2 separate regions of the Homo sapiens genome follow, and region 1 is linked to region 2. The links are chromatin contacts, found by Hi-C or POLR2A ChIA-PET in ENCODE. All regions are on one chromosome and are shown on one strand. Each heading gives the region's core, a stretch centred on a gene start or an enhancer-like site at or near the end of the contact. The rest is flanking DNA. Distances are from core to core; before and after follow the strand shown.

Region 1 (5,562 bases), core at 2,034-4,533, 920 kb before region 2:
CTGAATGCCTTTAACAGCACCCAAGTCACCTCTTGAATGCTTTGCTGCTTAGAAATTTCTTCCACTAGATACCCTAAATCATCTCTCTCAAGTTCAAAGTTCCATAAATCTCTAGGGCAGGGGCCAAATGCCACCAGTCTCTTCATTAAACATAACAAGAATCACCTTTGCTCCAGTTCACAACAAGTTCCTCATATCCATCTGAGACCACCTCAGCCTGGATTTCATTGTCCATATCATTATCAGTATTTTTGTCAAAGCCATTCAACAAGTCTCTAGGAAGTTCCAAACTTTCTCACATTTTCCTGTCTGATTTCATGCTGCTGATAAAGACATACCCAAGACTGGGAAGAAAAAAGGTTTAATTGGACTTACAGTTCCATATGGCTGGGGAGCCTCAGAATCATTGTGGGAGGTGAAAGGCACTTCTTACATGGCGGCGGCAAGAAAAAATAAGGAGGAAGCAAAAGCAGAAACCGCTGATAAAACCATCAGATCTCATGAGACTTGTTCACTACCATGAGAAGAGTATGGGGAAAACTGCCTCCATGATTCAAACTATCTCCCATTGTGTCCCTCCCACAACACTTGGGGATTATAGGAGTACAATTCAGGATGAGATTTGGGTGGGGACACAGAGCCAAACCATATCAAATATTAACAATGAAATCAGATGTTATTGACATGTATCTTGTCCTCTAATGTTCTCAACTTTGCTCTAATTCTAATGATGCTGCTTATTAATTAGGCAATTTCAGCCATCAACAACTAAGGTTACAAAATAGCCACACTACCCATATCTCAGTGGCTTAACAAAATGCAAATTTATTTTTTGGTCCTATAAAATCCAAAATGAGTATTCCTAATCAGCTCTCTTCTAGTTGATGCAGGGACTTGGGTTTGGAAGAAACCATCTCACATTCCACCATCTTCAATTCATGGCTAATGTCACCACTGAACAGAAAAGAGTGTGAAATCTTGTGTGGGAGATCGTTATAAGCCACACCTAAAAGGGGTATATGTGAAGACTCAGTCACAAGCAAGACAGTCGGGAAACGCAGTCAAGCTGCATTCTAAGTAGAAAGAAGAAATGAATTTGTGACCAGCTAGTTTTCTCTGCCACATACTTCCATTGCTCAAGAGCTATTTGGAATTCCCATTTTAAAGTTACTTTCAAAGTCAGTTTATGATCCTATAAGAAAAATAAGGGATGAGATGATTATATATATATATATACATATATATATATATATATGTATGTGTATATATATCATTTGGAATACATGTGGCCAAAAATTGTATTACCAGCTTATCAACTAATGTATTCATTGAGTTTGGCCTCTGCATCAATAAGGGTTTTCCGGAGAAACAGGACCAATAGGAGATTTACTTTCTATCTCTATCTATCTGTCTGTCTGTCTGTCTGTCTATCTATCTATCTATCTATCTATCTATCTATCTATCTATATCTATCTATGCATCTGTCTATGTATCTATCTATCTATCTATCTATCTATCTATCTATCTATCTATCTATGCATCTGTCTGTCTACCTACCTACCTATATATCTTAAGGATTTGGCTCACATAATTATGGAGGATGACAAGCCCCAATATCTACATAAGCAAGCTGAAGACCTAGGAGAGGTGATGGTGTAACTCCAGTCCAAGTCTAATAGGCTGGAGACCCAGGAAGAGCCAGTGCTTTCCTTCAAGTCCAAAGGAAAAAAATATAAAAAACTTATGTCCCATGTTGATATGCAGAAGGAATTCTTTCTTACTAGACTTTATGTTCTATTAAGGTCTTCAACTAATTGGATGACACCCACCCAAATTAGGGATGGCAGTGTGCTTTACTCATTCTACTGATTCAAATGTTAATCTCATCCAGAAACTCACTCACAGACACACTAGAATAATCATAAACCAAATACCTGGGCTCCCTGTGGCTCAGTCATATTGACACAAAATTAACCATCAGAGCTCCCAATAACCTTTGGTTACTTATAAAATTTATTGTTTACAAGTTACATATCTGACAGCATTAGGAAACCAGAGAATGCAATGCATTTGTTGAAGACAATTTCCAAAGAGATTTTCCAAAAGTATTTTGGACTTGGCCTCTCAAAGTCTACACTCAAGAAGATACCATTCATATGTATATATTTATATGTTCTGTATGATTGATGTGAACTAAATTACATGTATGGAGTTCATTGTCTGTTAGAAAACGCTAGTAGTAGCTGAGACTTTCAGAGTGTCAAAGATAAGATTACTTTTCATGTAACCTGAGATAACCTGGACAAATGAAATATCTTTAATCTGGAAATGGGAGAATACTGTCAACATTCCTGGGTTAAATCATAAAATACCGCATAAACAAAATGGAAGTATTGTAGTTCAGAGTTGATAGTGATGATGAAGCTGGTGGTGTTGGAAGAAAGAGGTTGTTTTGCCAAGGACATATATGGATCCTCATTTCCCCTCCAATTTTAGATTTCTCTCAGCAGAGGAATCAGCCTTGTATTTCTTTCATATTCTCACAGCACCTGGTACAGCACCCAACACAGAGTAAGTGGTCAACAAATTTCTGTTTGTAAACGATAGGGTTTTCAACAGATACCCAATGCCCTGAATATCACTTTCTGCCATTGTGCCATTATCCTGTTCAATCAAGTTGCGTGCATCAGTTTAAGACATGCACTGTTATTTCAGTGTTTTACATCAGCCATTATAGGCTTCACAATAATTTTATGGAGTCCTTGGAAGTATCATCCAATTTTGTGACCCCAAAACATCCTTTATAGATAAATGAATAGTCTTGAGGGGGAGGCATCTTCGGCTGTTTTTTTCTTCAGTATGTCTCTTTTCTAACTTCTGCATAACTTTCCATCCAGGCTAAAGACTTATGAAAACAGCACCTTATATGCTTCCTACACCAATTACAGAGTACTCTACACCCTGAAAGAAAGGGAGTATATTTGTGTCTAGAGCTCCTGATGGGTTAACTACCCATGTTACATGTCATATCTCATCACCTGGCATTCCAGATAGTCTAACATTTTTCTTTTGTGATCTCTCCTTATAAGGCTTGTACCTTTCATCTCCACACTGTAAATTCTGGTCCTTCCCATTCCTAATTTCTTGAGCCACAGTCCATGTAAGAACAGACTGTGGTCCCCTCAGTGACATGGCACAACTTAGCCTAGTAGGTTGAGGGATATGCCGAACCAGTGAGTAATGTCTGGGAACTCTTTGGCTGACGTCCTCCTGTGCAAGGACAAATTTGCATTCTCACAAGTTCTCAGAATGTTTCTCCTTTAGGAACAATATCTGACACTGGAATTTTTGAAACCTGCAGTACTGTGTCAAGCCAAGCCTCTTTGCCGATAGGAAAAATGAAAGCCAATTTTGTTCTTCATTCCTGCGACTCGTTTATTGTGCTATGACCTTGTGTAGACTAGCCTTTAATTCCCTCAGAGATCTGTGTAGACGACTTGGCATCTCAATATGTGTTTTCATGGCAATCTAGGGTCTGGTGCCTTTCCTACCCTCCACAGCCACCATTTAGTGATCACTCCTTGGACTTCTGCCTCACTTACTTTCACTACACAATTTAGAACTTAATTATACACGACTTTATATTTTTGGACTCTTGTTTCCCAGTCTTCACTGCTAATTTGTTAAAGGAATGGATTATATTTTATGCCTCTTCTGAATCCCACCCAAAGCACCTAGCATCCTGCTCTAAGTAATCTAAGAGTCACTCACTAAATAGATGCCATGACGATGAAATCATACGAATGGCTTTTGATGACATACCAGATCTTACACATTCAAATGAATGCTTTCCTTGGCAAGACTGCCACCTGGCAGGCTACCCACATATGCCAGTGATGTTATCAATGCTCAAAATAATTTTTCAGTGACTCTGTCTGCTTGAATTAAACTGAGCATCTTGGATAATTATTTAATATTTGTTATTTAGCATCTACTATAAATGCATGGCACTGTTTTTAGTGGGTACCACAAATATATTAAGATATGATTTCCTGGTCTCAGACCTTTTGCAGTTTTATGTATAGGGTCAGAAAAGGTTGTGACAGCAATTTTACAAGGTAAAATCTGGCAAATATCATATGGGAGGTATAAAGGATTATAGGGATCAGAGAGAGAGAAGGTAATTTACAGCTGAGCCTAAAGGGGACATACATCTTCAATCTTTATGTTTGTAAATCATTGTAAATATTTATTAGATAATTGTTTTGGTCTTAAGCAACAACTAAAAACTATTTAGAACTAGTTAGGGAATAAGTTATGTAAATAATTGGGTAATACTGTTAAAAATTGCAATGGAGCAATAAATCATATCCCTAGGTTGGAAACTTGTTTTGAAGGGAACTGTTTCTTCAAACAGAAAAACATAGTAGCCACCCGAGCCAATCAGGTATCATAAGATACCTATGATGTCATTCACACCTGTCTGCCATCTAATTTTTGACCATTCATCTCCATGTGCCATTTGTATTTGTTTCCTCATTTGTAAAAGTAAAGAACATAAGCCAGACCAAAGGTTTTCAGCGGAATTATGAAAACATCCAGGAGTTATGGGCTTCCCTATGAGATTTCACTTGAATAAATATATGGCAATAAAATAGTATTTGAGAATTGCTAGACTTCATCACTGTTGAGTTCTCTCACAGCTCACATGTTCTATGATCTGCACATAGTAGATGAGCTCCAACCACCAGTAACACTGGGTGACAAGAAACAACCAATTGCCTGCTGCAGATCATCTGCTCCATGGCCAAAATGTCTTGGGGATTCCCAAGCCCCAGGCACAACCCTGCTTATCTGTCACTAGCTCTCCTGTCACCTGGTTTTATTTCCCTCAGAGTAGTCATGACTCTTAAATTATTTATTAATCTACATTTGTATTGTTTTTATTACCCACTAGACTATAAGATAATCCATGAAAGCAAAAAACTTGTCTATTTAGTTTATAGCTATGTCTTGAGTAACTAGATCAGTGCCTGGAACATTGTAAACATCCAATACATTGTTGTTGAAAACAAACGCACAAATAAATAAATGAATTGATTGATTAATTATTAATATTTCATGATTTAAGATTCAAGGGAAGACCTAGGGAAGATAATAAAATATAAAAATCAATTCAATAAAGAGATAGTGGAGCATTTTCTATACTTCTGGAAATGTGTGAGGTACTGAGAATACAGAGTGAATAGACCTATTTTTGGTGAGCTCATAGTCTATTTTGTGAAACAAAGCAGGAATGCAGGGAGGACTGTATACAGGAGAATAATAATAAAACATGACAGCATATCAAGAAAGATCTCAAAGATCCCACCAACGAGTGGTGAATGGCTAATGCATGTAATGCATTAGGCATTTAGAGGAAGCAGAGGAATTCCTGTGAGCTGGAATGACCTAGAAGATCTTCAAAGAGGAGAAAAACATCAAGAATAGAAGGATGTGAAAAAGTGGGCATCCCAGACAAAGATTGGAGGTGAAAAAGGGAAAGGGACAATCTGACTGGAG
Region 2 (5,610 bases), core at 674-3,173:
GGTCCTGCTCAAGCGTGTGTATGTGTCTTGGGGCACCTATTACTCCACTGGGGTGACTGTTCTTCCACTGACAGCACTAACCAAAGAGCTTCACTTCACACCTTTGCTTTTATAATTTTCCGCCTTCAGCTAAAAACATTGATTTTTGGGTGAGACTCAACCAAAGCTACAGTCCCCAAAAGCAAAGGTACCAGTAGCTGATTAAGAGCTCTTGCCAGGGGCCTCTGGGCAAGATATTTTTTCTACTTATATTTCCAGCTTCCTTGGAAGACAGCTTTGAGCACTGCAGGAGGTGGGGAGGGGGATGTAAAGAGTGGTTTCCAATGCTATAGCTTAATTTTCACAAAAATACTTCATAAAATTTTTTTTTTCAGTTGAGTTGAGGGCTTTAATGGTGGCCTCCATCTGGTAAGGGCAGCAAAGAACTAGGGCTAGATTTCACCCTCTCTTTCTGCTGACCTGCAGGAATCCCCTTAAAATTTATTCATCAGATGGAGAGATGATGAAAGTAAAACATAAGACATTGCACATGTGCTTCTCTGGCAACTACTAATTTCTTCAATTTAAAAATAAATCTTCCCTGCTCCAGCCTACAACTGCCCCATTGTGTGCATAGGCACGCGCGTGTGCACACACACACACACACCCCTACACACACACCTAGTAGCACTATCTCATCTACTACCTCTGTTTATTCACACACAGGATTCAGTACAAGCTACCTGGAGCTCTGCCTCAATCCCCTTCCCTTTTAGGAACATCGCAGAAAATTGAGCTTGTCCAGAGATAGAGTTTTGTTTTATTTGTGATCTTGTCACTGGTGCCTAATGAAGACGTCATGTTTGAACACAAAGAGATTTAAGATGTGGGATTCAGCAGACCCAGATTCTACTCCTGGATTTACCACTTAAAAATCTGGCCTTTCAGTCGGGCGCTGTGGCTCACACCTGTACTCCCAGCACTTTGGGAGGCCGAGGCGGGTGGATCACGAGGTCAGGAGATCCAGACCATCCTGGCTAACAAGGTGAAACCCCGTCTCTACTAAAAATACAAAAATTAGCTGGGCTTGGTGGCGGTTGCCTGTAGTCCCACCTACTCAGGAGGCTGAGGCAGGAGAATGGCGTGAACCCGGGAGGCGGAGCTTGCAGTGAGCCAAGACTGTGCCACTTCAATCCAGCCTGGGCAACAGAGCGAGACTCTGTCTCAAAAAAAAAAAAAAACAAAAACAAAAACAAAAATGTGCCTTTGGCAAATATCTTAAGCTCTAAGGCCTCAGTTTCCTCGTCTGTAAAATGTTAACAACACCTAACTTTCAGGGCAGTTGCGAAGGTTAGAGAAAGTAAGAACCAACAGAAGATACTGTAAGTGCCTTGACTTGTTGGGGTTCGGCTTGATGCACTGTCATTCCTTGCTCTGTACTAGTTTTACTAAAGTAACAAAGAGACCTTGGAACAGAAGAGAATTGATCTTGGGTAATTAACTCTCTCAGCTGCACTTTTCCCATCTACAAAGTAGGGATAATAATAGCATCTATCTCATAGAATTGAAAGGATGAGATAGGCTCATGAAAGCAGAACATTTGGCACTATGCCTGGCACATGGTAAGCACCCCAGCATGTTAGCCTCTGTTATTTTTTCCTAGATTCCAAGTTGCCAGCAAAAGGGCTTTTTCTGGCAAATCTCTGTTCCCTTCCCAGCTACCTACTCATTCAGGGATTCCTCTCAACACTGAGCTCCCTTCCCAGCAGCCTGACCCACCCCCACTCTATTCATCTCTGCTCTTCATCTCCAGATGAAGCAAAAATCTGGTAAATATTACACTTACAAGGTAACAGGTCTGGAATGCTTGGCATCCCAGGCGGAGTGCAGTTGCTTCTTGGCACCCGGACACATATACTCTGCAGCCTAGGGCCAAACTACATTTGGCTGCTTTGTGCAATTCAAATAAAGATATTAAAAATCTTCCAACTCTATAAACATTTGTACTATTTGCTAATCAAAGGGGTTAGCTAGGAAAAAAAAAACAGGCCATCTAAAGAGAACTTTGCATGCTGATTACTGTTGCCAGTTTCAGACTGTAAGGAGCTTAGCATGTGTGTGCACCATGTGAGTTTCTAACTTGGTGTGATAGCACAGTGATTTACACATTTTAGGCCAGGTGGAATCTACTTCTAGAGTGGAATGTCCGTCCCCAAACACACAAACCTAGGCCATTTTCATTCCAGAGTTTGTGCCCTTAATCATTACACTGTACTGCTGCTTTAGGGACACATGATTGGTCACCGACTTGAGCTTCCAATGAATGCGAGTGAGTGCTGACGATGGCAGCGACTTTGATAGGTAAATGTCTCAGCTCTACTATCTCACAGCTTGGGCAAGTTATTTAATCTCTCTCTGCCTTGGTTTCCTCACATGTGAAACAAAGAGAGTAATAATACCTATTATTGCCAGGATCAAATGAATATCGATGTCTCTAAAAGTGTTTAGAAGAGTGCCTGGAGTATATGAAGCACCGCATCGGTATTATTATTGTTGTTATTGTTATTATTGACTAAATACCAACTGTGGATAAAAGGAACTAGACATAGGTACTTATCAAAGGGTAACTGGTTCCTTAAGTAAGTAAAAGAAGTTAAATGCAATTGGATATTTTAAGACCCAGCTTCCTCCATTAACTAAAAGCATGTGAAAGAAAATGGTAAAATAAGATTGTATCACAGCCAGCTGACTTAAACTTTGGTCTACCCCGATTGAAAAATCAGGACTGACTGAACTTCTCTCAGGCATGAGAACAGAAAAAGGACACTGTTTTCAACTGGCTTCATCTTATCTTCCAGGTATTTAACCTCAGAACTTTTAAATAAAACCTCCTGTCAAATGACAACCTTGAGAAAAAATATGAAAGCTAGATTTGAGCATTAGAGAGGAAGAAAGACAGCATCAAATTAAAGAAAAGATGTTCCAGGCTCGCAGAAGTAAAAAAAAAAAAAAGAAAGAAAGAAAGAAAGAAAAAGAAATAAAATTAAAAAATAAAGAAAAGGTACTGGCCGGGCACGGTGGCTCACGCCTGTAATCCCAGCACTTTGGGAGGCCAAGGCGGGTGGATCATGAGGTCAGGAGATCGAGGCCATCCTGGCGAACCACGGTGAAACCCTGTCTCTACTAAAAATACAAAAAAATTAGCCAGGTGTGGTGGCGGGCGCCTGTAGTCCCAGCTACTCAGGAGGCTGAGGCAGGAGAATGGCGTGAACCCGGGAGGCGGAGCTTGCAGTGAGCCGAGATCGCACCACTGCACTCCAGCCTGGGTGACAGAGTGAGACTCCGTCTCTAAAAAAGAAAAAAAAAAAAGAAAGAAAGAAAGAAAATGTACCATGTGTTCTCGGTCTGCTTTTATAATTAAAGGTACTAATGAGACCAGATTTCCCTTGTGGGTGGCAGGTCATGTTTTAAGGACTGCTGGGATGACAACTAGAATCTGCTGGCAGACAGCTTTCTAGACCGAGCTGGCCTGAGAAGGTGCTGCTCAGGAGGGTAATAGCCACAGACCCAGCGAGGAAGCAATGTGAAGGCTGCTGCCCTTGCCACACCTCTTCTTCCATTACCCGCCTTTCCTCTCCTTTCCTTGTCTGCCTTTCTCTATCCCTCTGGTGTGCACTCACAATGCATATTGTTTCCTCAGGTCCCTTCTGTATAAGAAAAAAAAAACAGGCCGGGTGTGGTGTAGCACCCCTGTGATCCCAGCGCTCTAGGAGGTTGAGGCGGAAGGATCCTTTGGGGCCAGGAGTTCCAGGCTGCAGTGAGCTATGGTCCCTGCACCCCAGACTGGGTGGCAGAGTGAGACTCTGTCTCAACAGCAAAATGAACAGGCTGGGCACGGTGGCTCACATCTATAATCCCAGCACTTTGGGAGGCCGAGGGGGGAGGAGCACTTGAGGTCAGAAGTTCGAGACTAGCCTGGCCAACATGGTGAAACCTCGTCTCTACTAAAAATACCCAAAAAATGGCCGGGTGCAGTAGCTCACGCCTGTAATCCCAGCACTTTGGGAGGCCGAGGCGGGCGGATCACCTGAGGTCAGGACTTCGAAACCAGCCTGGCCAACATGGCGAAACCCCGTCTCTACTAAAAATGCAAAAATTACCTGGGCGCAGTGGCGGGCGCCTGTAATCCCAACTACTCGAGAGGCTGAGGCAGGAGAATCACATGAACCCGGGAGGCGGAGGTTGCAGTGAGCTAAGATCGCACCATTGCACTCATAGAGTGCCTGGTGCGACAGAGCAAGACTCCATCTTAAATAAATAAATAAATAAATAAATAAATAAATAAATAAATCCAAAATTAGCCAGGCATAGTGACAGGGGCCTGTAATCCCAGCTACTCAGGAGACTAAGGCAGGAGAATTGCTTGAACCCGGGAGGCGGCGGTTGCAGTGAGCCAAGATGGCACCACTGCACTCCAGCCTGGGAAACAGAGCAAGGCTCTGTATCAAAAACAAACAAACAAACAAACAAACAAACAAACACACTATAATATATGTAATGAATTAAAACGAAGGAGGTGGTGGCAAATGGGAAGCCTCATCTCAGGATTCAATTTAAGGAAGACACAGGAAGATGGATGCTGGGGTTATATTAGTAAGAAAGAAGAAAAGACTTTTTTCTCAGTAAGGTCTTCTGGGACCTCAGACTGCATCCTTTGGAAGCATCTGTCCTGCTTCTGCATGAAACTGGGCAGAGTTTCTCCCCAGCCACAGCTACCCAGGGTATAGGCCACGACTGGACTTCCCAGGGGTCGGGGGTGGGGCAAGACGGCACAACATAGGGGCAGGCGACCAGCAGAAGAGTAGGATTTCTGATTTTTGTGCTGAGGAAGCATAAGTATCTCCCAATGTAAAATACATTAGGGGGAGGAGGACTACATTGAATGAATCATAGTGCTGATTTGGGGGTGGAGCTGGTGGGGAGGGATGCCCTTGTGGTTAACCACATTTTACTGGGGTTTTTATTGATTGCAGTTGTATTGAAAGAGACATGACTCACACATACCATATTCAAAGCCACGTAAAGCACTGGGTTCCAATGGAATTTCAGTGTCTGAGAATGTCATGAACTATACTACAAAATGTGAAAAGTTATGCTATCAACATAGATATCTATGTTTTGCTTCTGTCCTGTACCAGCTAAAGAGGAGGCTGATTTTTCTATTTCCCTTTCACTTTAAGGCTGTGGCTAAGCACTTAAGAAATACACGTTGTTCTAGGCATGGTAGGGACTGCTTCTCCTAAAAGTTGGTTTCAGCTGGGCACAGTGGCTCACGCCTGTAATCCCAGCACTTTAGGAGGATCCCTTGAGCCCAGGAGTCTGAGACCAGCCCGGGCAACAAAGTGAGACCTCATCTCTATAAAAATTTTTTTTTTTAAATTAGCCAGGTGTGGTGGCATCATCTGTAGTCCCAGCTAACCTCCTAGGCTGAGGTGGGAGAGTCACTTGAGCCCAGGAGGTCAAGGCTGCAGTGAGCTATCATTACACCACTGCACTCCAGCCTGGGCAACAGAGCAAGACCGTGTCTCAAAACAAACAAAGCTGGTTTCATTAACCAACCATCTTCCTATG

The links. A loop is a pair of places that touch in the nucleus more often than their neighbours do. ChIA-PET counts read pairs that join two places held with the same protein, here RNA polymerase II (POLR2A). Pooled maps may share reads with other maps.
Region 1: a map of endothelial cell of umbilical vein shows a loop between it and region 2 (2.7-fold over the local background). The contact joins two enhancer-like sites. A Hi-C loop is called at or near these places in 1 of 168 maps with a recorded cell type or tissue (endothelial cell of umbilical vein) and 1 of 50 pooled maps. POLR2A ChIA-PET finds 5 or more read pairs at or near these places in 2 of 52 experiments (PC-3 and PC-9).

The regions. Positions count from the first base shown.
Region 1 is chr1:219,302,717-219,308,278 of GRCh38, reverse strand. It overlaps a transcript of LYPLAL1 not described here. Among named protein-coding and RNA genes, the nearest start is that of LYPLAL1, 130 kb to the right of the region's middle. Within about 2 kb of position 3,283, at least 4 of the 41 ENCODE cell types and tissues checked have a DNase peak (open chromatin) inside an H3K27ac peak, as active enhancers do.
Region 2 is chr1:218,376,869-218,382,478 of GRCh38, reverse strand. All of the region lies in intron 1 of TGFB2 (transforming growth factor beta 2), which reads right to left. Among named protein-coding and RNA genes, the nearest start is that of TGFB2-AS1, 34 kb to the right of the region's middle. Within about 2 kb of position 1,923, at least 7 of the 41 ENCODE cell types and tissues checked have a DNase peak (open chromatin) inside an H3K27ac peak, as active enhancers do.